Regions from separate parts of the Homo sapiens genome. Here region 2 is linked to region 1. The links are chromatin loops, found by intact Hi-C in ENCODE. Cell type or tissue: PC-3. All regions are shown on one strand. Each heading gives the region's core, and the rest is flanking DNA. Links, peaks and the distances in the headings are about the cores only. Region 1 overlaps MIGA1 (mitoguardin 1). Region 2 overlaps NEXN (nexilin F-actin binding protein).

Region 1 (15,377 bases), core at 1-8,000:
TATATTATTCAAAGAGAGGTGCTGAGGCAATTACCCATCCAAACATTAAAAACAAAACAATAAAATACATTTAAAAAAACTTCTACGGCCGGGCGCAGTGGGTCACGCCTGTAATCTCAGGACTTTGGGAGGCCGAGATGGGAGGATCACTTGAGATCAGGAGTTCAAGATCAGCCTGGCCAACATGGTGAAACCCCGTCTCTACTAAAAATACAAAAAAATTAGCTGGGCGTGGTGGCAGGTGCCTGTACTCCCAGCTACTAGGAAAGCTGAGGCACGAGAATCACTTGAACCTAGGAGGTGAAGGTTGCAGTGAGCTGAGATCGCGCCGCGGCACTCCAGCCTAGGTGACAGAACGAGACTCTGTCTCAAAACAAACAAACAAAACTTCTAGAAGATTTTTTAAGGGACAGGGTCTCACTCTGTTACCAAGGCTGAAGTGCAGTGGTGCCATCCTAGCTCACTACAGCTTCAAACTCCCAGGCTCAAAAGATCCTGCTATCTCAGCCTCCCAAGTAGCTGAGACAACAGGCATATACACGCATGCCACCACACCCAGCTAATTACTTTTATAAAATTAATTATTCTACTTATTTTTTTGTAGAGACAGGGTCTTACTACATTGCCCAGGCTGGTCTCAAACTCTTGGCCTCAAGCAATCCTCCCACCTTGGCCTCCCAAAGTGCTGGGATTACATGCATGAGCCACCATACCTGACCAACTTCTAGAAGAATAAAGACCTAAATATGAAAAACAAAGCTTTAACACTTTCCAAGGAAAATACAAAAGAATTATCTTTATCCCTCTAAACAATACATAGAAAGCACAAACCATATAGGAAAGAATGAAAAATGTGATGACATTAAAATTAAATATCTGGGACCAGGTACAATGGCTCATGCCTGTAATCCCAGCACTTTGGGAGGCTGAGGCAGGACGACCACTTGAGCCCAGGAGTTCGAGCCCAGCCTGTGAAATACAGGAAGACTCCCATGTCTACAAAAAATACAAAAAAAATTAGCTGGGTGGTGTGGCACATGCCTGTAGTCCCAGCTACTTGGAAGGCTGAGGTGGGAGGATCCCTTGAGCCCAATAGTTCAAGGCTATAGTAAGCTATGGTCACACCACTGCACTCCAGCCTGGGTGACAGAGTGAGACCCTGCTTCAAATTTTTAAAAAGAAAAAACAAAAAGACAAACAGACTTACTGGCAGTAGTACTTTATATATTTGAGGCTTAAAATAAAATACACATGAACCATACATTATATTTTCCTCATGTACTTAAAAAATTAGTTTTAAATTTCTACTTCACTAAAAATAAAGTTCTGTATTTAATAAGCTGAAATTATACCATTTACTTAAATTTATTGCAAAAAACCTTAATGATACCCATCTTGTCTATCCATCCAAATATCTATCATTCAGATATTACCTGCAGGGCCTCGTAAGCAGAAATGCACATGAGAATCACCTGCTGAACTAGGAAATACAAACCCAAAGCTTCATGTCCCAACCCCAAAGTTTCAATTTCAGTAGGTCTAGAGCAAAACCTATGAAGGTGATTCTGATAAACATCATAGAAGACCCACAGACCTACTACTATCTATACTACATTCAAACCAGTTTCAGACACTGAATAGAATTAAGTATGTCTTCTGCCCACAAGGAGTTTAAGGTTTAGCATAACACACTGGATATGTACATAAATAATTATAATGTATTGTCAAGAGTAATCAATGTCACAAAGGAAACCATTAAACCTCCCCACCCACCTTTATTTATTTATTTATTTATTTATAAGACAAAGTCTCACTCTGTTGCCCAGGCTGGAGTGCAGTGGCCCAATCTTGGTTCACTGCAGCCTCCTCCTCCTGGGTTCAAGCTATACTCCTACCTCAGCCTCCCAAGTAGCTGGGACCACAGATGCACACCACCACACCCAGCTAATTTTTGTATCCCACCTTCATATTTCATATAGGACTTCCACTCCAATCTCCAAGAAGCAGCTATTCTGGTTTTACATTTTAAGTTGCTCCCTTCACCTCTTCAATTGCTCCTCCCCATGGGAAGAGTAACTTGGCTAATGCTGAGAACCTGCATGCAATTAACCAGGTAGAGGAAAATAAGATAAAATTAATGTTCACTAGTTCTTGGTGTGTACTAGTTCACTCTCCTTCGCAGACTTTCTAGAGAAAGGTCAGGGTCTGCAAACCCATCCTCACTTTTGCTCTGGATCTCACTCCTTCTGAGCTGGACAAAGTGTTGGCAGAAATTGTAAGGCAGGCAGGGAATCTCTACGCAGCTGGCTGGGTAAGTATGTTGTTAATTTGCTCTGTATTCTCTTCTCCAGATAATTTTTTATTTTATTTTATTTTATTTTTTGAGACAGGGTCTCACTCTGTCACCCAAGCTGGAGTGCGGTGGTGTGATCATAGCTCACTGCGGCCTCGATTTCCAAGACTCAAGCAACCCTCCCCACTCAGCCTCCCAAGTAGCTGAGACTACAGGCGTGAGTCAACACACCCAGCTTCCAGAGAATTTTTTTGAGGGGAAAGGAAGAAGTTGTAAAAATCCTTAACACATTGTCCAATCTGGCTATTAAGAAAAAAAGTTTAGGTCAGGCGTGGTAGTCGGGAGGCTAAGACAGGAGAATCACTTGAACTCAGGAGGCAGTGAGCGGAGATCGTGCCACTGCACTCCAGCTGGGCCACAGAGCAAAACACCATCTCAAAAAAAAAAGGCTCTTTTTGGCCAGGTGCAGTGGCTCATGCCTGTAATTCCAGCACTTTGGGAGGCCCAGCTGAGTGGATCACCTGAGGTCAGGAGCTTGAGACCAGCCTGGCCAACATGGTGAAATCCCATTTCAGCTAAATATACAAAAAAATTAGCTGGGCGTGCTGGCGGGCGCTTTTAATCCCAGTTACTCGGGAGGCTGAGGCAGGAGAATCACTTGAACCCAGGAGGCAGAGGTTGCAGTGAGCCAAGAATGTGCCACTGCACTCCAGCCTGGGCAACAGAACAAGACTCCATCTCAGAAAAAAAAAAAGGCTCTTTTTGTGTTCTTAATTTATTCAGAATCCAGACCTGGCATGGTGGCTCATGTCTGTAATCCCAGCACTTTGGGATGCCAAGGAAGAAGGACTGCCTGAGCCCAGGAGCTCGAGACCAGCCTGGCAACATAGTGAGATCCTGTCTCTACAAAAAATTAAAAAATTAGCTAGTCATGGTAGTTCACGCCTGTAGTCCCAGGTACTCAGGAAGCTGAAATGGGAGAATCACTTGGACCCAGGAAGTTGAGGCTGTGGTGAGCCATGATCGCACCATTGAATTCTAGCCCAAGCAACAGAGCAAGACCCTGTCTCAAATAATAATAATAATTAATAATAATAGGATATGCCAGCAAGAGGCAGTATATCCATTATCATTTTTTATTTTCCTCCTACGCATGACAAGGTCAGAGATGAGGGAAAATCAGTAATCTTAGCTACATCTAGAATAATTATTTTTTCAAACCCTTCAGATAATTTCTAACCCGGAAAAAGGTAGATTTATAAAAAGCACCTTTTTTTACTTTACCAAAAAATAAGTTTAAACATGGCTTACCTTGTTTCATTAAATACAAATTTATATTACTATGAGAAAAATCAAATTAATTCCCAGAAAAAAAGAATGTTGTCTGCAGAATTGACTAACAATATCATTGTAAAACAACTTATGAACATGTGACATCCTCCTATCTATAACTATGAAATTTTTAAACCAGCTTAGAACAGGCCTCTTTAAACTGCTAGACTATAATTATAATAATGAATAGATAAGTGTTTACCATGTGCCTATGCTAAATATGTTATGTAATCTCACTTAATCCTCACAGTTTTATGAAGTTGATCCTAATATACTCCTACACATTACAGATGAAAAAGCTGAGTCTAAGCAAAGTCAAGGCTTGCTTAATGTCTCGGCTAGCAAGAGGGGTAGAGCCAGGATTTGAACCCATGCTTGTTTGACTCCAAAGCCCATATTCTTAATTACTAAGTTATACTATGTATAATTGAAATCATATTGGAGGTTTTCGTTAAGCCTTCAGAAGTTACAAAAAAAAAGTTTATCAATTATAATTTAACAATCTCTGAAAATAGAAGCTACAAATAAACATAAACATAACACTTCCAGATACTTTTAGCTAGAAGAACTTGCACAATAATGGAAATTTACAGTAATGTTATTTCATGTCTTCTCTGCATAACTTCCACGTTCTTTCTCATTCTGAGTTACAGTACCAGGTGCATACAAAGCCTGCCAGCAAGTGTTGACTTATATTTAACTCCCAGTGCTACAAGTAGCAACACAGAATGGCACCTGAGTCACAGGCATCCAACATGTAGATAAAACGTGCTGCCCTCTAGTGATTTCAACATCTCACATTCAGCACTAAACGGTCTTATAAGTGAATAAGGAAAACGTTTTCATTTTTAGAGAACTAACTCAAATCTTCATTTCATTTGTTTGTGATTGCACAACTCCTATATTCCTATAAGAGAAACAGAACAGGGCCAGGCATCGTGGCTCATGCTGTAATCTCAGCACTTTGGGAGGCTGAGGCGGGCAGATCACTTGAGGCCAGAAGTTCGAGACCAGCCTGCCAACATGGTGAAACTCCGCCTCAACTAAAAATACAGAAATTAGCCAGGTGTGGTGGGGCACGACTGTAGTCCCCAGCGCACCTGCAGTCTCAGCTACTTGGGAGGCTGAGGCAAGAGAATCACTTGAACCCTGGAGGCGGAGGTTGCAGTGAGCCAAGATCATGCCACTGCACTCCAGGCTGGGCATCAGAGCAAGGCCCTATCTCAAAAAAAAAAAAAAAAAAAAAAAGAGGAATAGAACAAATAACTATTGTTTAAGCCTGTATTAAACTCTTGGTGCACTAGCACTTAGAAATGCATGCAATAATGACTCATTAATTCAGGATGGTTAAGGAAATGCAGCATGGAACATGGCAAACAATAAATTATAGAATATGGAGTGGGTTATATTTTATGGGTGGAATTCATTCCTTAAAACATAATTCAAACCCTGCCTAATGCAAAGCTATTTTCTTATCATAGGAAACATTGTAAAGATGGCTTGAAATACAACTACTGTGCTATATTTCTTTTTGCAGGCATACTTTTAAACCACAATAATTATAATAAAATCTGTGTTTATGCTTTTAAAACACAAAATATTACTAGTAAACCATTTTGTATCAGTATCACCTCCTTCCAAAATATCAAAAATATTTCCTATTTTAATTATTTTTAGAGACTGAGTCTCACTGTTTCTCAGGCTGAAGTACAATGGCCCAATCGTAACTCACTGAAGCCTCGAATGCCTAGGCTCAAGGGATTCTCCTGCCTCAGCCTCCTGACTAGCTAGAACTACATGCACACACCACCATTCCTGGCTTAAATTTTTTTATAGAGACGGGGATCTCGCTATGTTGTCCAGACTGGGTCTTGAACTCCTGGTCTCAAGCAACCCTCCTGCCTCAGCCTCCCAAGTGCTGGGATTACAGACAGGCATGAGCTACCACACCCAGCCTGTTTTCTATTTTAACACAGATGACAGCACAGCTTAGGAATGCATTTGAATGTTTGCAATTTTAGAGCCAGGTTGTCAGAAGTTTTTCATTTTAAAAATAAAAGTCCTCCTATTTTAATACTGCTCTTTTATTTTCTCAGCATTAGTTCTAATATTTCCAGCATGTTTGCTGCTAAATTAACAGAAATGTCAGATCTTCTTTTCAGTATTTATCATATTTAATGGCTTCTTGGATGGCAATGTTACGGAATAGAAAATAGATTTAAAATTTAACCAAAGTAAAAACAACAACACAACCAAATCACTTGCAGAAGTTCCCATGCGTATAAACAACAGTATGGTTTATAGGCTATTCACAAAGGATAGTTAATATTTCTGGTTACCAGCTGAGGTGTCACGACCTATGTGGCAACAGAGAAACAGAGTTTAGAATTCAACAGGCCCACCAGCTTTGAAACTAAGTGATTCTTTAAAGAACTTTTTAAAAATTTTGTCCAGCCTAGACAACAAAGTGAGACCCCGTCTCTACAAAAGAATTAAAAAATTAGCCAGGCACAGTGGCATGCACCTGCAGTCCTAGCTACTCAGGAGGCTGAGGCAGGGGGATTGCTTGAGCCCAGGAGTTTGAGCCTGCAGTGACCTATGACTGTGGCAATGCATTGAAGCCTAGGAGACAAAGCAAGACCCTGTCTCTAAAAACCAAAAAACCCAAAACAAAAATTTGGGATTTGCATTCAATTTAACATGAAATGCTATTCTGCACTATTTCAAATTCATGAAAATCTACTTACTTAAGCTTAGCTTAACACCATCCACAGTGTATTTTTAACTCCTTTATTGAAGTATAATTTACATACCACAAAATTCTCCCCCTTTAAGTGTGCAATGTGTTTTAGTTTTAAATGTATAGAGCTGCGCAATGGTTACCATATCCAGTGTTAGAACCATACTATATGTTTTTCAAAATCTATGTTATTAACTTCATCTACCAAAAGTAACCCCAAATAATTCACAATACTGATAACTCAGAAGTTTTTTGGATCTGCTATTTAAAAAAAAAAAGGAGAATAGACATCATTTATTTTCAATAAATTCATTGTTATCTACAAAGAAAAATGCTGAAAGAATCATGCTGGGCCGGGCGTGGTGGCTCACGCCTGTAATTCCAGCACTTTGGGAGGCCGAGGCGGGAGGATCACGAGGTCAGGAGTTCGAGACCAGCCTGGTCAACGTGGTGAAACCCCGTCTCTACTAAAAATACAAAAATTAGCCTGGCGTGGTGGCACACGCCTATAATACCAACTATTCGGGAGGTTGAGGCAGGAGAATTGCTTGAACCCAAGAGGTGGAGGTGGCAGCGAGCCAAGACTGTGCCACTGTACTCCAGCCTGGGCGACAGATCAAGACTCTGTCTCGGAAAAAAAAAAAAAAAAAAAAAAACATGCTGAAAGGATTTAAACAGTCCGCCTATAATCTTATCCATAATGTTAAGTTGGCAAACTACTCTTCTATAAATAGTACAAATGTATAATAAGTAGAATCCTTATTTAAATTTTGAATTCCAAATTAGTAAAATAAATTTTGCTAAGGCTCTTCTAAAGTAAATAAAATCTGACACATTAGCCTTCCAATACTAAAATGATTTGCAAGTGAGTATAGAACCAGCTATGAACATTTGATGGCAAATCCCTAGCTGCAAAAAACTCAGCCTCAGCAATATTTCCAAATAGTGTTAATTAATATCAGCCTCTTTTTCAAAAAAATTCTGTATTTTCCTAAATTCCCAGTTAACATTTTGTTATGATATACAAAAAAGTATCCCATGATCTCTCTCACTCTTTTTTTCTCTAGAGACAGGATCTCACTCTGCCACCCAGGCTAGAGTGCATAGGTACCAACATAGCTCACTACAGCCTCGAACTTCTGAGCTCAAGTGAAGCTCCTGCCTCAGCCTCCTGAGGAACTAGGGCTACAGGTGTGAGTTACTGTGCCCGGCCCCATGGTCTCTTTATAATCAAGATGAAAAACGTAAAAACAGAATAAGCTGAATTCATAGCTGGTTGAACAAAGTGTTTTTTTAACAGCTTTATGAGCTATTACTGACATACAAAACTGTATATATTTAAGGTGTACGATTTTTTTTTATATGTATGCAATGTGAAATGACCACCAAAATCAAGCTAATTAATGTATCTACCACCTCTATAGAGTGATTGTGTGTGTATGTGTGTGTGTGGTGTGTAAGGTAAGATTTAAGTTCTAGCCTTTTAGCAAACTTCAAATATGCAACACAGTATTATTAACTACTGTCACCATGCTATACATTAGATCTCCAGAATTTATTCATCTTGAATAACTGAAGCTTACAAAGTATCTTAATAATTATTTGTGACCTAAGGAAATTTGACAGTGTCATGCCTCAGGTCTCTGACTCTGACACTATCCATTTTAGCAATTTTTATTAATGATTTCAATGACAGCACTCATTACCAACTATACAAAACTAACCAAATTAGAGAATGATACAAAGTTGAGAAGAATAATTAATACGTTAGATGTCAAATCAAAATCTAAAACTATTTGGCCAGGCGCGGTGGCTCACAACTGTAATCCCAGCACTTTGGGGGGCGGAGGCGGGCGGATCACCTGAGGTGGGAGCTCAAGAGCAACCTGACCAACATGGAGAAACCCTGTCTCTACTAAAAATACAAAATTAGCCAGGCATGGTGGTGCATGCCTGTAATCCCAACTACTCAGGAGGCTGAGGCAAGAGAATCGCTTGAACCCAGGAGGCAGAGATTGCGGTGAGCTGAGATGAGATCGTACCATTGTTCTCCAGCCTGCGCAACAAGAGCGAAATTCCATCTCAAAAAAAAAAAAAAAAATCTAAAACTATTTAACAATTCAGAATGATGACTCAGAACTAACAATTTAGTAAGAATAATAAATACAGTACCTATACCCTTGGTCCAAAAGAACAACTGCACAGGAATAAATGAGGGAAGATGTGGCTTAATGGTAAGAAACTAACAATAACAAAGAACTTAGAAATTTTAGTTAACCATAAGTTCACCAAAAGCCAATGTAAACCTTAGACTCTATTATTATAATGTCCAGAATTTATTATCTTTTTTTTTTTTTTAAGACGGAGTCTCACTTTGTCGCCCAGTCTGGAGTGCAATGGCACAATCTTGGCTCCCTGCAACCTCCACCTCCCAGCTTCAGGTGATTCTCCTGCCTCAGCCTCCCAAGTAGCTGGGATTACAGGCATCCGCCACCACACCCAGCTAATTTTTGTATTTTTAGTAGAGACGAGGTTTCACCAGGTTGGCCAGGCTGGTCTTGAACTCCTGACCTCAGGTGAGCCACCTGCCTCAGCCTCCCAAAGTGCTGGGATTACAGGCATGAGCCACCATGCCTGGCCTAATGTCCAGAATTTATAGTTCAACATGGTAGGCAAATTACCTTCTAGTTCAAGAAGGTACTTCTCTTTCCTCCCAAAGGCCCATTGAGAAGGACAGAAGAAATTTTTTTTAATGGAGTAAAGTATAGCATCACTGGAAAACATGAATAGGATATCAGTGGACCAGAAATTTTAAAGAACGTCTTGAAATTGGCAAATACAGGATCAGAAAGGTAGAATAAGAACAACAACAACAACAAAAACGACAGCCTAAGATTCTAGAGGTAAAATGATGGTCTTCCTGAGTGTCCTAGAGAAGTTCCAAATTCCGAGCCAATACACATTGTTACCCTGTTCCTAGAACTTTCATTTAATCCTCAGTTTATAAAATTGGTACTCTATATGTTAATTTTTCAGAAGAGGAAGCCAAGGCTTAGACAGGTTTTATAATCACACAGATAAATGGAAATGTCAGGAGTTGAACCCAGTTAGTCTGCATCCACAGTCTGTACTTTTAGTTATTATACAGATGTAGGATAATCCGTCAGAGTAACTCATTAGCACTACACTAAGTTCAGGGTCACAGTCAGGCCCTCTGTCTCACATAGCTTGCCTCTTTTGTTCTTGGATTAAACCTTGACAATTTCTTTCTACAAAATGTGTGAAATCTGCCTAGAAAGCCTGAGAAAGGAAGAAAGACACATGAGCTAACTACAGATCACCACATGAGTATAGAGGAAGAAAAATTAAAAAAAAAAAAAAAAAAGATCTACACAAAAGCATACCACCACCAGAAATAAAAGTCTCCTTACTCTGTCAGCTGTGGAATTTCCAGGCTGCCTGCTCTAAGCTGACCTTTCCTACAGGGAATTTTGGGTATAGGCATACTTTGTCCACAAAAAGTTCACAGTTAATCCTCCCATTCAAGGAAGACGTCTGTCCTATAAGTGGTAAGTCAATACAGCATGGTGATTAAGAGAATGGACTGTGTGACTGGGCACAGTGGCTCATACCTGTAATCCAGGCAGTATGGAAGGCCGAGTTGGGTGGATCATTTGAGCCAAGGAGTTTGAGACCAGCCTGGGTAACACGGCAAAACCTCACCTCTACCCAAAATAAAAATTAGCCAGGTATGGTGGCAAGTGCCTGTAGTCCCAGCTACTTGGGAGGCTAAGGTGAGAGGATCGCTTGAGCCCAGGAGGCAGAGGTTGTACTGCGTCAAGATCGAGCCACTGCACTCCAGCCTGGGCAACACAGCCAGACCCTCTCTCTCAAAAAAATAAAGAATAGGCCAGGCGCAGTGGTTCACCCCTGTAATCCCAGCACTTTGGGAGGCCAAGGTGGGTGGATCACCTGAGGTCAGGAGTTCATGACCAGCCTGGCCAACATGGTGAAACTCCATCTCTACTAAAAATACAAAAACTAGCTGGGCATGGTGGCACGTGCCTGTAATACCAGCTACTCAGGAGGCTGAGGCAGGAGAATTGCTTGAACCCAGGAGGTGGAGGCTGCAGTGAGCCAAGATCACGCCACTGCACTCCAGCCTGGGTGACAAGAGTGAAAAGGAAAAAGGGAAAAGGGAAGAGAAAAGGAAAGGAAGGACTCTAAAGCTAGCTTGACTGGGTCCAAACCCGGGTTCCTCCACTTAATAGCTGTGTAACCCTGGGGAAGTTATTAATGCCTCTGTACTTCACTTTCCCCATCTGAAAAATAGGGATGATAGGTATATTTATATCCTAAAAGTTGTTGTAGGGATTGAGATGATTTTCTTTTTCTTTTTTTTTTTTTTTTTGGGACAGAGTTTTGCTCTTATCGCCCAGACTGGAGTGCAGTGACACCATCTCAGCTCACCGCAACCTCCGTCTCCTGGGTTCAAGCGATTCTCTTCCCTCAGCCTCCCGAGTAGCTGGGATTACAGGCACCCACCACCATGCCCAGCTAATTTTTGTATTTTTACAAGAGACAGGGTTTCACCATGTTGGCCAGGCTGGTCTCGAACTCCCGACCTCAGGTGATTCACCCACCTCAGCCTCCCAAAGTGCTGGAATTACAGGCGTGAGCCACCACGCCCAGCCAACACCCTGCTAATTTTTTATCTAGAGTTTCCTCTAGAGATGAGGTCTCACTATACAAGGCTGGTCTCGAACTATACAGGCTGGTCTTGAACTCCTGGGCTCAAGCAATCCTCCCACATCTGTCTCCCAAAATGCTGGGTTTGCAGTCATGAGCCACCATGTCGAGCCAGGAAAGACTTCTTAGCCATCATCTAATTTCATCTTTCCCCCTGTGTGTTAATAGCTAGGGGAAGCTAGTTAATAGTAGCTACTAATAACTAGTAGCCACTATTGTTTGTTACCATGTACTAGGTGGGCCCTTTGTTAAGCACTTCACGTACATCCTTGTGTCTTCTCTGGGTCAGGTACTGTTATATTCTGAATGAAAATTATCTCAGCAGGACACAGTGGCTCACACCTGTAATCCCAGCACTTTGGGAGGCCGAAGCAGGTGGATCGCCTGAGGTCAGGAGTTCGAGACCAGCCTGACCAACACGGAGAATCCCCATTTCTACTAAAAATACAAAATTAGCCAGGCATGGTGGTGCATGCCTATAATCCCAGCTACTCAGGAGGCTGAGGCAGGAGAATCGCTTGAACCTGGGAGGCGGAGGTTGCGGTGAGCCGAGATCATGCCATTGCTCTCCAGCCTGGGCAACAAGAGCAAAACTCTGTCTCAAAAAAAAAAAAAAAAAATTAGCAGGACGTGGTGGCACACACCTGTAGTCCTAGCTACTCAGGAGGGTGGGGTGAGAGGATGGCTTGAGTCCAGGAGGCAGAGGCTGTAGTAAGCTGAGATCACACCACTGCACTCCAGCCTGGGTGACAGAGAAAGACTGCTGCAAAAAAAAAAAAAAAAAAAATCTTCCAATCTTGAAATCCTACCAGATTCTTAAGGGAAAAAAATGAAGTTCATCAAATTAGACAAAGCAGATTCCAAAACAATGAAGTATTCACTGACATCAGATAGATACTTGGTTTACATTCGCCCCGAGCCTCTGAAGGCATTTGTTACACTATCTTAATTTATGACTATTAACTTTAAGTTGCCTCTCAGTAAGTTAAATGTATACAATGATTTTGGATTTAAAGAATGAGGAGAGTTAACTGACTTCTAGGCAATTTTGATCAATGTCAAGTAACAGTTGTAAAAGAGCTGCTCCCAGAGTCTCAGCCATAAATTCAGCTCTTTTGATCCAGAAGTTCAAAAATGCAAACTTGCAATATCCAAACAATTCCCCAAAATGAACAAAATATAACAGCTTCACATTAAATGGAATCTCCAGGGCAACAGGAGGCCAACGAACTGGACGGCTACAGAGAAAAGCACATCAGTCTAGTAGGCAGTGACAGCACAGGTTAAAACATGAGTGGGGTCAGGAACTTATTCCAAACCTAAGCTAACTAAGTGCATGGACTGATTGTGGGTCCCACCCTATCCATTTAGAGCTCCAGATTAACAATAGTTGCCTCAGAAACAACTTGAAGACCCCAAAACTAAGCCCCTAAAACTAAGCCCCCAAAACTAAGACCCCAAAAACTAAGCCACATGCCCAGAGGTATTCTTGTCTAAAAGCAACAAGAATCTAAAGCAGACCTCTGAGACTGTACCCAAGGAATCCTTTTAACCTGAAGAAATAAGAGACGGACCCAGTCAACCTCTACAGAAGGATATAGAAAAAATGTGCCCAGGCATGCCAAACAGAACCAAATCCGCGATGAATATTACAAGACTAAAGGAACAAGAACTACACATCCACAAGATCCTTATAATGAGGCTAAAAGAAACTGCCAAAGATTAGACAGTGTAGACAAAGCCTCCATTCCTAGAGTAAGACATTAAAAGTCCCAGGATCCTCTTCCTCTTTCCTCCTTATAATTTTTTCCTACTTACTTTTCTCTGTGGCATTCCGTGCCACTTCACCATTTTTCTAACTTTTCTAGTTGTTCCATTCTTATTCTACATTTGAGGTTTTAAAAAATTTCTTTTCTCGGTTCTTTCTCCTACTTAGTATCACAAATGACGTTCTAATTAAAGTTACAAAAGAAACTGTAGAAAAAATTAATATAAAGCTTTGACAAATTATATTTGTTGATACGAATACTGCCTACTTTTTTTCTAGACTGTAATCTCCTAGCTATGTCAAAACATTATGCCTATGCTAATAGCAGAGAAGCTATTAAAAAACACTCAAGTCTAATAAATAATGTTTGGTGACAATAATAGTACGACAAAGCAGAGACCAAAGAGATTTCATATAACCTTATGACATATACACAGTAATTCATAATTCTAATACAAACAAAATCTTTTACCTAAACTCAAAATGCATAGATATAAATATCTCAAAGTTCAGCTGCTTTCAGTACTAATGTGGAAAAAGTTAAAACTCCTTAGCTTTTATTTTAATTGGAAAATAATAATCCTCTTCATACTAAAAAAGACTTAAATTATTTTTGACCAAAAAAACCATGTAATTTTGTCTTCTTTCTTTCTTTGGGGGCATTTATAGAAGTTGAAGAAGCAACTTTAATCATTCCTTTCTTCCAAGACTTCATTCAAGAACCTCACCTTGGCCAGGCATGGTGGTCCACGCCTGTAATCCCAGCACTTTGGGAGGCTGAGGTGGGAGGATCACTTGAGGTCAAGAGGTGGAGATCGGCCTGGCCAACATGGTGAAACCCCACCTCTAATAAAAATACAAAAATTAGCTGGGTATGGTGGCACATGCCTGTAATCCCAGCTACTCAGGAAGCTGAGGTAAGAGAATTGCATGAACTTGGGAGGCGGAGTTTGAGTTGAGCCAAGATCATGCCACTGCACCCCAGCCTGGGTGACAGAGTGAGTGAAACTCTGCCTCAAAAAGAAAAAAAGAAAAAAAGAAAAACCTCATCTTGTCTCCACAAAAAAAATTTTTTTAATTAGCAAGGCATGGTGGCATGTGCCTATAGTCCCAGCTACTTGGGAGGCTGAGGCAGGTGGATCACTTGAGCCCAATAGGTCAAGGCTGCAGTGAGCTGTGATCGTGTCACTGCACTCCCACCTGGGCAACAGATATCCTGTCTCAAAAAAATAAAAAATAAAAAACTTTTTAAAAAGTATCTTTAAAACTCTTTTCTCTTTAAAGTAGGAAACAAAGGTAATGACCCATAACGATGTATGTACTGACTATTTACATCAACAGCTATCCTGCGATTAAAGTGGGTCCCAACATACATAATTCTTTAAAGTATTTTAAGTAATATTATATGCATATTTCTGAAGTGCTGAGTCTGTCCCATTTGTGTATTTTTATTCTTTTCTCCCTCCAACACTCTTAACTAGATTTTTTCACCCACAATATATTTTAAAATAATGTCACAGCCTGCCTATGATAAGTACTTGAATTTGTATCTTAAGGGCATTAGTTCATTTGAAAATTAAAACTGAAAGAAAAAAGAAATATGATAAAAATTTTTTCTCTTGGCTAGTTTATTTTTTTTTAAGTAACCTATTATTACATAAGACAGACACTTATGCAGATGATTCCAAGGATATAAAAGAAAAGTAAACATTTCATAAAAGCCATATGAAATATCCATCTTACCAATATCATCAGCAAGGGAATTAGGATCAGATGCCCCAAGGGTAGCTTCAAACTCCTCTTGGAGACGATAGGCTCTTTGCAGCAGAGCTTCGAGTTTATGGATAAATTCAGTACTAATAATATCCTACAAGGAGAGAAAAAGTACACAGAACAAATTAAATTCTAATGTTAAAATTCTAAATATTTTTCCCACTTTTAAATAAAAGGCAAAGAAAGTGAGTAATATAAAAAAACAACTGAGAGATGGTGGAAAGAGTACAGCAGCAGAAGTCAAGAGGCCTGGGTTCTAGCTGTGTCTTTGGCAAAATTACCTTAGTTCTTAGTGATTCAGTTTCTTTACCTATAAAATTAAGGAGTTAGACTAGATTGGCAGTTCTCAAAGTAAGGTCCTTGAGCCAGCAGCTTCATTATCACCCAAGAACTTGGTAGAAATGCAAATTCTTAGGATCCACCCCAGTCCTAGTCAATGAGAAACCCATGGGGTAGGGCCTCCAAATCTGTGTTTTAACAAGTCCTCTAGGTGATTCTTATGCATTCTCAAGTTTGAGAACCACTAGCTTAACTAAATAATCAATAAGGACTAGTCTAGCTCTACACCTTTATGTGATTTTAATGAACATAATGGCACTTAATTAATCCCAAAGCACAAATCAAACTTTAAAAAATTCCAAGCCAGACAAGGTAGAATGTGCCTGCAGTCCCAGCTGCTTGGGAGACTGAGGCAGAAGAATTGATTGAGCCCAGGAGTTCTG
Region 2 (10,149 bases), core at 1-8,000, 75 kb before region 1:
GCCACTTATATTAATTTTTTTTTTTGAGACGGAGTCTCACTCCACTGCCCAGGCTGGGCAATGGCGCAATCTCTGCTCACTGCAACCTCTGCCTCCCGGGTTCAAGCGATTCTCCTGCCTCAGCATCCTGAGTAGCTAGGACTACAAGCACGCACCACCACACCCAGCTAATTTTTGTATTTTTAGTAGAGACAGGGTTTCACCATGTTGGCAAGGATGGTCTCTATCTCTTGACCTCGTGATCCGCCCACCTTGGCCTCCCAAAGTGTTAGGATTAAAGGCGTGAGCCACCATGCCTGGCCCATAAGTATTTATTAAGCATCTACTATGCCAGGCACTCTACTGGGCACTGAGAAATATAACACTGAACACACAGACATGGTCTCTATTCTCATGCTATTAACAGTCTCTTTGCAACAACTCTCAACAAAAGCCTTGGAACCGGATTTTTAAGTGGTCCAGCCTGATTTGCTATTTGCAAACACAGGTAAGGTTCTAACATCAACCATGCCTACTATAGAATTGAAAGGCAGTATACACTATTCCCCAACTTCCAGTTAGATGACTAAGATCAATGATTTCCATTCTCAGTCCATATTTTGCACTTCTCTTACTCCCTGATTTTCCTCTGTACGCATGGTAGACTCTACGCTCCCTTCCCAGATTGCAGGGGATCAGTTGCTTTCCAGTATCTTGTTCAATTAAATTATAATTTAAAATAACCCCCAAAAGCTATCACATAAAGCTTTTCAATATTCACGCAAAAACTAGCAAGTTTGAAAGATCCTCTGTTCCTTTGATTCAACTTTTCATTCTCTTAACAAACTGTCTATACTATATTTTAAAGAAGTCTTCTGTTGAACATTTATAGCAGATTATTAGTCTTTTAGAAACATATTCTCAAATGCCAAATATCATACATTAAATATATACAGCTTTTGGTATGTCAATCATATGTTAATAAGGTGGTTTTTTAAAAAATTCCAAATATCACCAGGAACAGTGGCTCATGCCTGTAATCCCAGCATTTTGGGAGGCTAAGGCGGGCGGATCACTTGAGGTCAGGAGTTTGAGACCAGCCTGGCCAACATGGTGAAACACCATCCCTACTAAAAATACAAAAATTAGCTGGGTGTGGTGCCAGATACCTGTTATGTCAGCTACTAGGAAGGCTGAGGCAGGAGAATCCCTTGAACCTGGGAGGCAGAGGTCGCAGTGAGCCAGGATTGCACCACTGCATTCCAGCTTGGGTGACAGAGTAAGACTCTGTCACAAAAAAATAAAAATAAAAACTAAAAATTTCAAATATCAATTTAATCTTTGACTTATTTTATCATCTCCTCCCACTTCCTTTCTTTCTTGACAGGATCTCACTCTGTCGCCCAGGCTGGAGAGAAGTGGTGCAATCACAGCTCACAGTAGCTTCGACCTCCTGGGCTCAAGCAATCCTCCCACCTCAGCCTCCTGAGTAGCTGAAACTACAGGCACACACCATCACACACAGCTAATTTCTGTATTTTTTGTAGAAACAGGGTTTCATCATATTGCCCATGGCTTGTCAGTCTTCCCAGTTTCGTGCTTATATATATTAATAGTCAACATTTCAGTTACCAGTCTATAAACTTAATTTTGCTGCTTTATTTAGCAAAAGGCCCCAGCTGCTCCTTCAATTTCATATAATTATGCTTGCCAGAAATTATTTCTATTTAGTCTTCATATGTATCACTATAATTTTCATTAATAAACTTACAAAATGAGAAGCTATAAAATTCAAAGTATTCACTTTACTGGTTTTCTTTTCTTCGGAATCCTGATAAACATTTTCAAATTATTCAATCTTTTCAATAGGTGCCGGAATCCAAGTGTAATGACATAGTTAACTTCAGTTGCTATAGGGCAGCTACTTTAATGTAGTTTCTTCAGAACTCTTAACTGATACATATTGTATTAGAATAGAATAATAATTTAAGTATACATTATTGGTAAAAAAAATAGGTTTTAAAAGTTCCAGAAGAACTTCTAGCCATGATTGTTCTGATTTCTCTCTTTTTTTTTTTTCATTTCTTATGATAGGATAACAGCCCACCATTCTTTCTGCCCTCAACCAGGCCCACTAGGTTCTCTACTCAACTACTGCCATCTCTACCTCTCTGTGCTCTAGTGTATCACTCTAACTCTGAGGATGTTAACTGTGTAGTGCATCATGGATCAGAACTAAAATTCTCACCTGGGCTTGACAGGCCTTCTGCAGACCCTCAGACTCTTCAGTTTCCTTTGTCTTCTCTCCATTTTTTCAACCTTCCAGCTAGACAAATCTATTTAGTAGCCTTTTTCTACCTCCAAGACCTTTCTTAAGTCACTTCTTTACCAAGGAGGTATTTTCCCAAACTAATTATAATGGAAATGGTGATTTTTCTCCACTTCATCTTAAACATGGTTGTTTTTTCTCCTTCAGTCTCTGAGACCTCTAAATATGCTTAGATTTCTAGGTGTATCTGGCATAAACTTTAAACATTTTTATATTGGTAAACATCTCAGACATATCAGTCTAATCTATCTTTTTTGTTTACTTTTTTATTATGGAAAATTTCAGGCATACAAACTGAAAGAGACTAATACAATGAACCCCCATACACCCATATCAAGCTTCAACAATTATCAGCTTTTTCCACTGTATTAGGCAATACAAAGTCTGTTTCATTTATTTTGTGCAACACCTATTTCAGCATAACACATCTTTATAGATGTTTTAAATAATATTCTACCTGTACTCACCATATCCTAGGCTCTATGTAGTACATCCTCCTATCCTCTCAGAATATGAACAGAATCAAAACCTATAATTCTTGCCTTTTATTCTCTTTTGGGAAAACTTTAACCACTCAAAGAAAATTGGTAAACTTTCATTTGATGAAGTCATTAATAAAGTAATGAAAAGTTACATGTACAAATAAAATTTAAGGATTTTTTTAAAACTGCAGTACGTTAAAGGAAAGTTCTGAAACCTCTAAACCAAATAAAGGAGGAGAAAATAACAAATTGAATACCTATTGTGTACCATAAACTAGGTGATTTTCATATGCTTTATAAATTTAGAGTGATGAGTATGACAGAACTAAGAATAAACAGAAAAAGATAAATTAGTGAACATTGATGTTTTTTCAAGAAACATTTATTGAACATTTTTCTATAATGTGCTAGGTACAGTATATAGGCTACTACATAAATAATAACGAATAGGATAAAATATCTGTTATGGAGTTTATGGTCTAGATGAGATAAAATATAACTATCAAAAATATAATAAGGCTTACATTTTTAGATTAGAAAAGGCTTTATTTAGGTAACATCTGAAAGTGTGTAAACACACATAAAAATTAGCTTTAGCTGGGTGCATTCCTGTAGTCCCAGCTTAGTTAGCGAGGACTGAGGTAGAAAGATCGTTTGATCCCAGGAGTTTGAATCTGGTTTGGGCAACATAGTGAGACACCATCTCTAAATAAAATAATAAGATCTGTGATGTTAAAGAAAATCCCCCCACAAAAAGAAAGGCTATGTATTATAAAGTGGGTCTCAAACTTTTGGGGCTCAGGACCTAAAGTCTGGGCCCATTATTGAGGATCCTAAGGTGGTTCTTGGCCACCTTAAAGGGGCAGCCACAACACAACAATTCGGCTCCATTGCACCTTGTAAGTATCTAAGATCCCCGGCAAGTCCATTGAATTCTTATGAAGAATAAGATGAGAGAGAAAACAGTGACCAAAAGATAAGGTTGAACATGTGGTTCTAAGAGTTTGGTTATAATAGAGGTTTTGTTTATATGGATAATAACAATAGGTCTTTAATATATTAGAAATTAAAACAAAATATTCTAATATGTACTTATAAAGTCATTTAAAGTAACAATAACAAACCATTATTTATAAACATAAAAATAATTAGTAAGAAGAGGAAAATAATTTTACATTTTTGCTAATCTCTGGTATCTGGCTTAATAGAGGAAAAATACATTCTCATATCTGCTTCTGCATTCAAACTACGGTGATGTTGTTTTGATTGAAGTCTCTAAGAAAATATGACCTTATACTAATATGTAGTTGGAAAAGGAAGGACTTTATGGACCCCTAAATGGTACTGAGGACTCCCAGGGGTTCTAAGACCACATTTTGAGATTTGCTGAGTTACAGGAAAAACATCCTAATTGAGTCATATCAAGTTCTCATTCTAGAAATGTATTTTAGAATGCTAAATGGAGATTGGCTTAACAACTTAATTCCTATACTCAGTGACCTGAATGCCAAGAGACTTTGTATCTGGAATCTTAACAGGCTTTTCTTCTTCTAGCGTTAAGTGATTTTTCTTGTTTGAGTAGGCAGATGCAATGTCCTTGGCCACCTTAAAGGGGCAGCAGCAACCCAACAATTCAGCTCCATTACACCTATGTATCTAAAATCCCAGGCAAGTCAATTGAATCGTTATCAAGAATACGATTAGAAAGAAACCAGTGATCAAAAGATAAGATGGAACAGGTGGTTCTAAGAGTTTGGTCATAATAGAGAAGGCTGGGATGATAAAGAGATTTAGTAATGGCATTCTAACACATTAAGCATTCATGTTAAATGAAGACGAATATGTATCCACCGCAGGTTTCAGAGGTAATATTGCAATATTAGTATAACCCATACACAATTTATCAAAAAAGCTGCATTTTTTCAAATTTGACAGATGAGGTCTGTATTTACAATACATTATTTTTGTGAAAAGGAGAATCTGCTGTATGCCAAAAAGTATGCCTGGCAATGGGATACGAAACAAATAAGAGCTAGCCCTTGTGAATCAAATAGCTTTGGTGACAGAAATAGATGTACTAATTATTATATGATGTAGTAAATGCTATAATACCAGTATTATAACCAGGCTATAGAAACATGGAAAAGACTATGGTATGGTTAAGGAAGAGGCTGGGTTAAAGAAGGTTTCACGGAGACAATGACATTTGAGTTAGACCTTGACAGATAAGTAGAATTTCACAAAGTGGAAAAGATTGTAAAGGCATCCAGGAAAAAGAACCAGAATGAACAAAAATACCAATGCCTGGTGACCCATTGCAAATCTGGGGAGCTATAAAATTGTCCAGTCAGTCTATGGCAAAACTAGAAGGACAGGCTGGGCACAGACTAGAATGAATACTGTGCACCATATTAATAAAAAGTTCAGATATTACCTAATAATACTATAGGCAATAGAGAGCCAGCAAACGAGCATGACTGAAAGATGTATCCTAGAAAGAAAAGAAAAAGAAACTCATAGCAATGTAGAGAATGGAGTTTAATGGGGAAAGACTAGTGGAAGGAGGACAAGTACAATGACCTTGGTAAGAGAAGATAAGGGCCTGAATTAGGACATTAGCATTAGGAATGAAAAGCTGGAAGAGACATTTTGGAAGTGGAATTGACAGGACATGGTGACTCATTATTTATTTAACAAATATTTCTTACGCTCCTACTTTGTGTCAGGCGCTATCCTAAGCTTGGGGAGATGAAAGGGAACAAAAAGTCAAAGTCCCTGTCTTGATTAAATTTTTTTGTTTGTTTTTTGTTTTTTTATTTTTTATTTTTTTATTTTATTATTATTATATTTTAAGTTTTAATGTGCACAATGTGCAAGTTTGTTACATATGTATACATGTGCCATGTTGGTGTGCTGCACCCATTAACTCGTCATTTAGCATTAGGTATATCTCCAAATGCTATCCCTCCCCTCTCCCCGCATCCCGCAACCGTCCCCGGAGTGTGATGTTCCCCTTTCTGTGTCCATGTGTTCTCATTGTTCAATTCCCACCTATGAGTGAGAACATGCGGTGTTTGGTTTTTTGTCCTTGCGATAGTTTGCTGAGAATGATGGTTTCCAGTTTCATCCATGTCCCTACAAAGGACATGAACTCATCATTTTTTATGGCTGCATAGTATTCCATGGTGTATATGTGCCACATTTTCTTAATCCAGTCTATCATTGTTGGACATTTGGGTTGGTTCCAAGTCTTTGCTATTGTGAATAGTGTCGCAATAAACATACGTGTGCATGTGTCTTTATAGCAGCATGATTTATAGTCCTTTGGGTATATACCCAGTAATGGGATGGCTGGGTCAAATGGTATTTCTAGTTCTAGATCCCTGAGGAATCACCACACTGACTTCCACAATAGTTGAACTAGTTTACAGTCCCACCAACAGTGTAAAAGTGTTCCTATTTCTCCACCTCCTCTCCAGCACCTGTTATTTCCTGACTTATTAATGATCGCCATTCTAACTGGTGTGAGATGGTATCTCATTGTGGTTTTGATTTTCATTTCTCTGATGGCCAGTGATGATGAGCATTTTTTCATGTGTTTTTTGGCTGCATAAATGTCTTCTTTTGAGAAGTGTCTGTTCATAACCTTTGCCCACTTTTTGATGGGGTTGTTTTTTTCTTGTAAATTTGTTTGAGTTCATTGTAGATTCTGGATATTAGCCCTTTGTCAGATGAGTAGGTTGCGAAAATTTTCTCCCATTTTGTAGGTTGCCTATTCACTCTGATGGTAGTTTCTTTTTCTGTGCAGAAGCTCTTTAGTTTAATTAGATTCCATTTGTCAATTTTGGCTTTTGTTGCCATTGCTTTTGGTGTTTTAGACATGAAGTCCTTGCCCATGCCTGTGTCCTGAATGGTATTGCCTAGGTTTTCTTCTAGGGTTTTTATGCTTTTAGGTCTAACATTTAAGTATTTAATCCATCTTGAATTAATTTTTCTACAAGGTATAAGGAAGGGATCCAGTTTCAGCTTTCTACATATGGCTAGCCAGTTTTCCCAGCACCATTTATTAAATAGGGAATCCTTTCCCCATTGCTTGTTTTTCTCAGGTTTGTCAAAGATCAGATAGTTGTAGATATGTGGCATTATTTCTGAGGGCTCTGTCCTGTTCCATTGATCTATATCTCTGTTTTGGTACCAGTACCGTGCTGTTTTGGTTACTGTAGCCTTGTAGTATAGTTTGAAGTCAGGTAGCGTGATGCCTCCAGCTTTGTTCTTTTGGCTTAGGATTGGCTTGGTGATGCGGGTTCTTTTTTGGTTCCATATGAACTTTAAAGTAGTTTTTTCCAATTCCGTGAAGAAAGTCATTGGTAGCTTGATGGGGATGGCATTGAATCTATAAATTACCTTGGGCAGTATGGCCATTTTCATGATATTGATTCTTCCTATGCATGAGCATGGAATGTTCTTCCATTTGTTTGTATCCTCTTTTATTTCATTGAGCAGTGGTTTGTAGTTCTCCTTGAAGAGGTCCTTCACTTCCCTTGTAAGTTGGATTCCTAGGTATTTTATTCTCTTTGAAGCAATTGTGAATGGGAGTTCACTCATGATTTGGCTCTCTGTTTGTCTGTTATTGGTGTATAAGAATGCTTGTGATTTTTGCACATTGATTTTGTATCCTGAGACTTTGCTGAAGTTGCTTATCAGCTTAAGGAGATTTTGGGCTGAGACAGTGGGGTTTTCTACATATACAATCATGTCATCTGCAAACAGGGACAATTTGACTTTCTCTTTTCCTAATTGAATACCCTTTATTTCCTTCTCCTGCCTAATTGCCCTGGCCAGAACTTCCAACACTATGTTGAATAGGAGTGGTGAGAGAGGGCATCCCTGTCTTGTGCCAGTTTTCAAAGGGAATGCTTCCAGTTTTTGTCCATTCAGTATGATATTGGCTGTGGGTTTGTCATAGATAGCTCTTATTATTTTGAGATACATCCCATCAATACCTAATTTATTGAGAGTTTTTAGCATGAAGCATTGTTGAATTTTGTCAAAGGCCTTTTCTGCATCTATTGAAATAATCATGTGGTTTTTGTCTTTGGTTCTGTTTATATGCTGGATTACATTTATTGATTTGCGTATATTGAACCAGCCTCACATCCCAGGGATGAAGCCCACTTGATCATGGTGGATAAGCTTTTTGATGTGCTGCTGGATTCAGTTTGCCAGTATTTTATTGAGGATTTTTGCATCAATGTTCATCAAGGATATTGGTCTAAAATTCTCTTTTTTGGTTGTGTCTCTGCCAGGCTTTGGTATCAGGATGATGCTGGCCTCATAAAATGAGTTAGAGAGGAGTCCCTCTTTTCCTATTGATTGGAATAGTTTCAGAAGGAATGGTACCAGCTCTTCTTTGTACCTCGGTAGAATTCGGCTGTGAATCCATCTGGTCCTGGACTTTTTTTGGTTGGTAAGCTATTGATTATTGCCACAACTTCAGAGCCTGTTATTGGTCTATTCAGAGATTCAACTTCTTCCTGGTTTAGTCTTGGGAGGGTGTATGTGTTGAGGAATTTATCCATTTCTTCTAGATTTTCTAGTTTATTTGCGTAGAGGTGTTTGTAGTATTCTCTGATGGTAGTTTGTATTTCTGTGGGATCGGTGGTGATATCCCCTTTATCATTTTTTATTGCATCTATTTGATTCTTCTCTCTTTTCTAAATTTTTTTTTTTTTAATTAGACAGAGTCTTGCTCTGTCACCCAGGCTGGAGTGCAGTGGTGCAATCTCAGCTCACTGCAACCTCTGCCTCCCAGGTTCAAGCAGTTCTGTGCCTCAGCCTCCCGAGTAGCTGGGATTACAACTGTCTGCCACCACACTCAGCTAATTTTTGTATTTTTAGTAGGGATGGGGTTTCACCATATTGGCCAGGCTGGCCTTGAACTCCTGAGCTCCACCCGCCTCGGGCTCCCAAAGTGCTGGGATTACAGGTGTGAGCCACCATGCCCAGCCTTCTTGATGGAACTTACACTGTAGTGGGGCACAATTGCAAGAGGTTTGGCCAATTTGATTTGGAGGGGTAGAGGTGAGGAGAGGAATATTGTCAAGAATGAACCCAAGCAAGAGTCAGAGGATGAGAAATAAACAAACAAACAAGTAAATAAAAAAGGATGAACCCAAGGTTTCTAGTTTGAGCAAATGGGTGAACAGGGTTACCATTAACTGGAGATTAAATTAAAAGGCATGTTTAAGTCAGAAAATGAGCTCAGTTTCTGAGTCACTGTGCTTGGCCGACAACTTATTTATTTATTTATTTATTTATTTATTGAGACAAAGTCTCACTGTGTCACCCAAGCTGGAGAGCAGTGGTGTCATTTCTGCTCACTGCAACCTTTGCCTCCTGGGTTCAAGCAATTCTCCTGCCTCAGCCTCCCGAATAGCTGGGATTACAGGCACATGCAACCACACCTGGCTAATTTTTTTTAGTACAGACAGGGTTTCACCATGTTGGCCAAGCTGGTCTCCAACTCCTGACCTCAAGTGATCTGCTCACCTAAGCCTACCAAAGTGCTGGGATTACAGATGTGAGCCACTGTGCCCAACCAGGCTGTCAACTTTTAAGATTTCTTTTTTGAGATGGAGTCTTGCTCTGTCGCCCAGGCTGGAGTGCAATGGCACTATCTCAGCTCACTGCAACCTCCACCTCCCAGGTTCAAGTGATTCTCATGCCTCAGCCTCCTAAGTAGCTGGGATTACAGGTGTGCACTACCACACCCGGCTAATTTTTGTATTTTTTAGCAGAGATGGGGTTTCACCATGTTGACCAGACTGATCTCTAACTCCTGGCCTCAAGAGATCCGCCTGCCTTGCACCCCCAAAGTGCTGGAATTACAGGCGTGAGCCACAGTGCCCAGCCAACTTTTAAGAAGATTTTAAACGTAATACTTAACTATATGCTACAAGTAAATGTTGAAACCTAATTCTTACAGTCTTTGGAACAAGCAACAAAATTGTTTTGAGCTTCATAAAATATGAGCCTAAATTTTTATCATTTTTCACTTGTACAGGAAACATAAACTTAGGTATAATGTAACTTTATTGCATTTAATTAATGAAGGTTGCAACCTTATACTTTAAAAATTACACTATAGGTGACCGGGCGCGGTGGCTCATGCCTGTAATCCCAGCACTTTCAGAGGCCAAGGCGGGCGGATCAAGAGGTCAGGAGATCGAGACCATCCTGGCTAACACGGCGAAACCCCATCTCTACTAAAAATACAAAAAAATTAGCCAATCATGGTGGCGGGTGCCTGTAGTCCCAGCTACTCGGGAGGCTGAGGCAGGAGAATGGTGTGAATCTGGG

What was found. A loop is a pair of places that touch in the nucleus more often than their neighbours do. Peaks named below come from ENCODE experiments on the same cell type or tissue, not always from the same donor. Only the 100,000 strongest peaks of a DNase experiment are listed, where the experiment ranks them.
Region 2: it touches region 1 in a loop (6-fold over the local background); 23 of 110 quality-filtered maps call a loop at or near these places.

The regions. Positions count from the first base shown.
Region 1 is chr1:77,814,480-77,829,856 of GRCh38, reverse strand. MIGA1 (mitoguardin 1) reads right to left here. Exons shown (of 16, transcript NM_001416120.1): 7 at 14,626-14,749. Among named protein-coding and RNA genes, the nearest start is that of MIGA1, 43 kb to the right of the region's middle. In PC-3, for the core only: a CTCF peak has its summit at 4,424 (motif pointing left); DNase peaks (open chromatin) are centred at 4,376 and 5,576; H3K4me3 peaks cover 286 bases; H3K27ac peaks cover 1,452 bases.
Region 2 is chr1:77,895,135-77,905,283 of GRCh38, reverse strand. The region is part of intron 1 of NEXN (nexilin F-actin binding protein); the gene reads right to left. Among named protein-coding and RNA genes, the nearest start is that of NEXN-AS1, 11 kb to the right of the region's middle. In PC-3, for the core only: a CTCF peak has its summit at 4,411; DNase peaks (open chromatin) are centred at 4,403 and 5,463.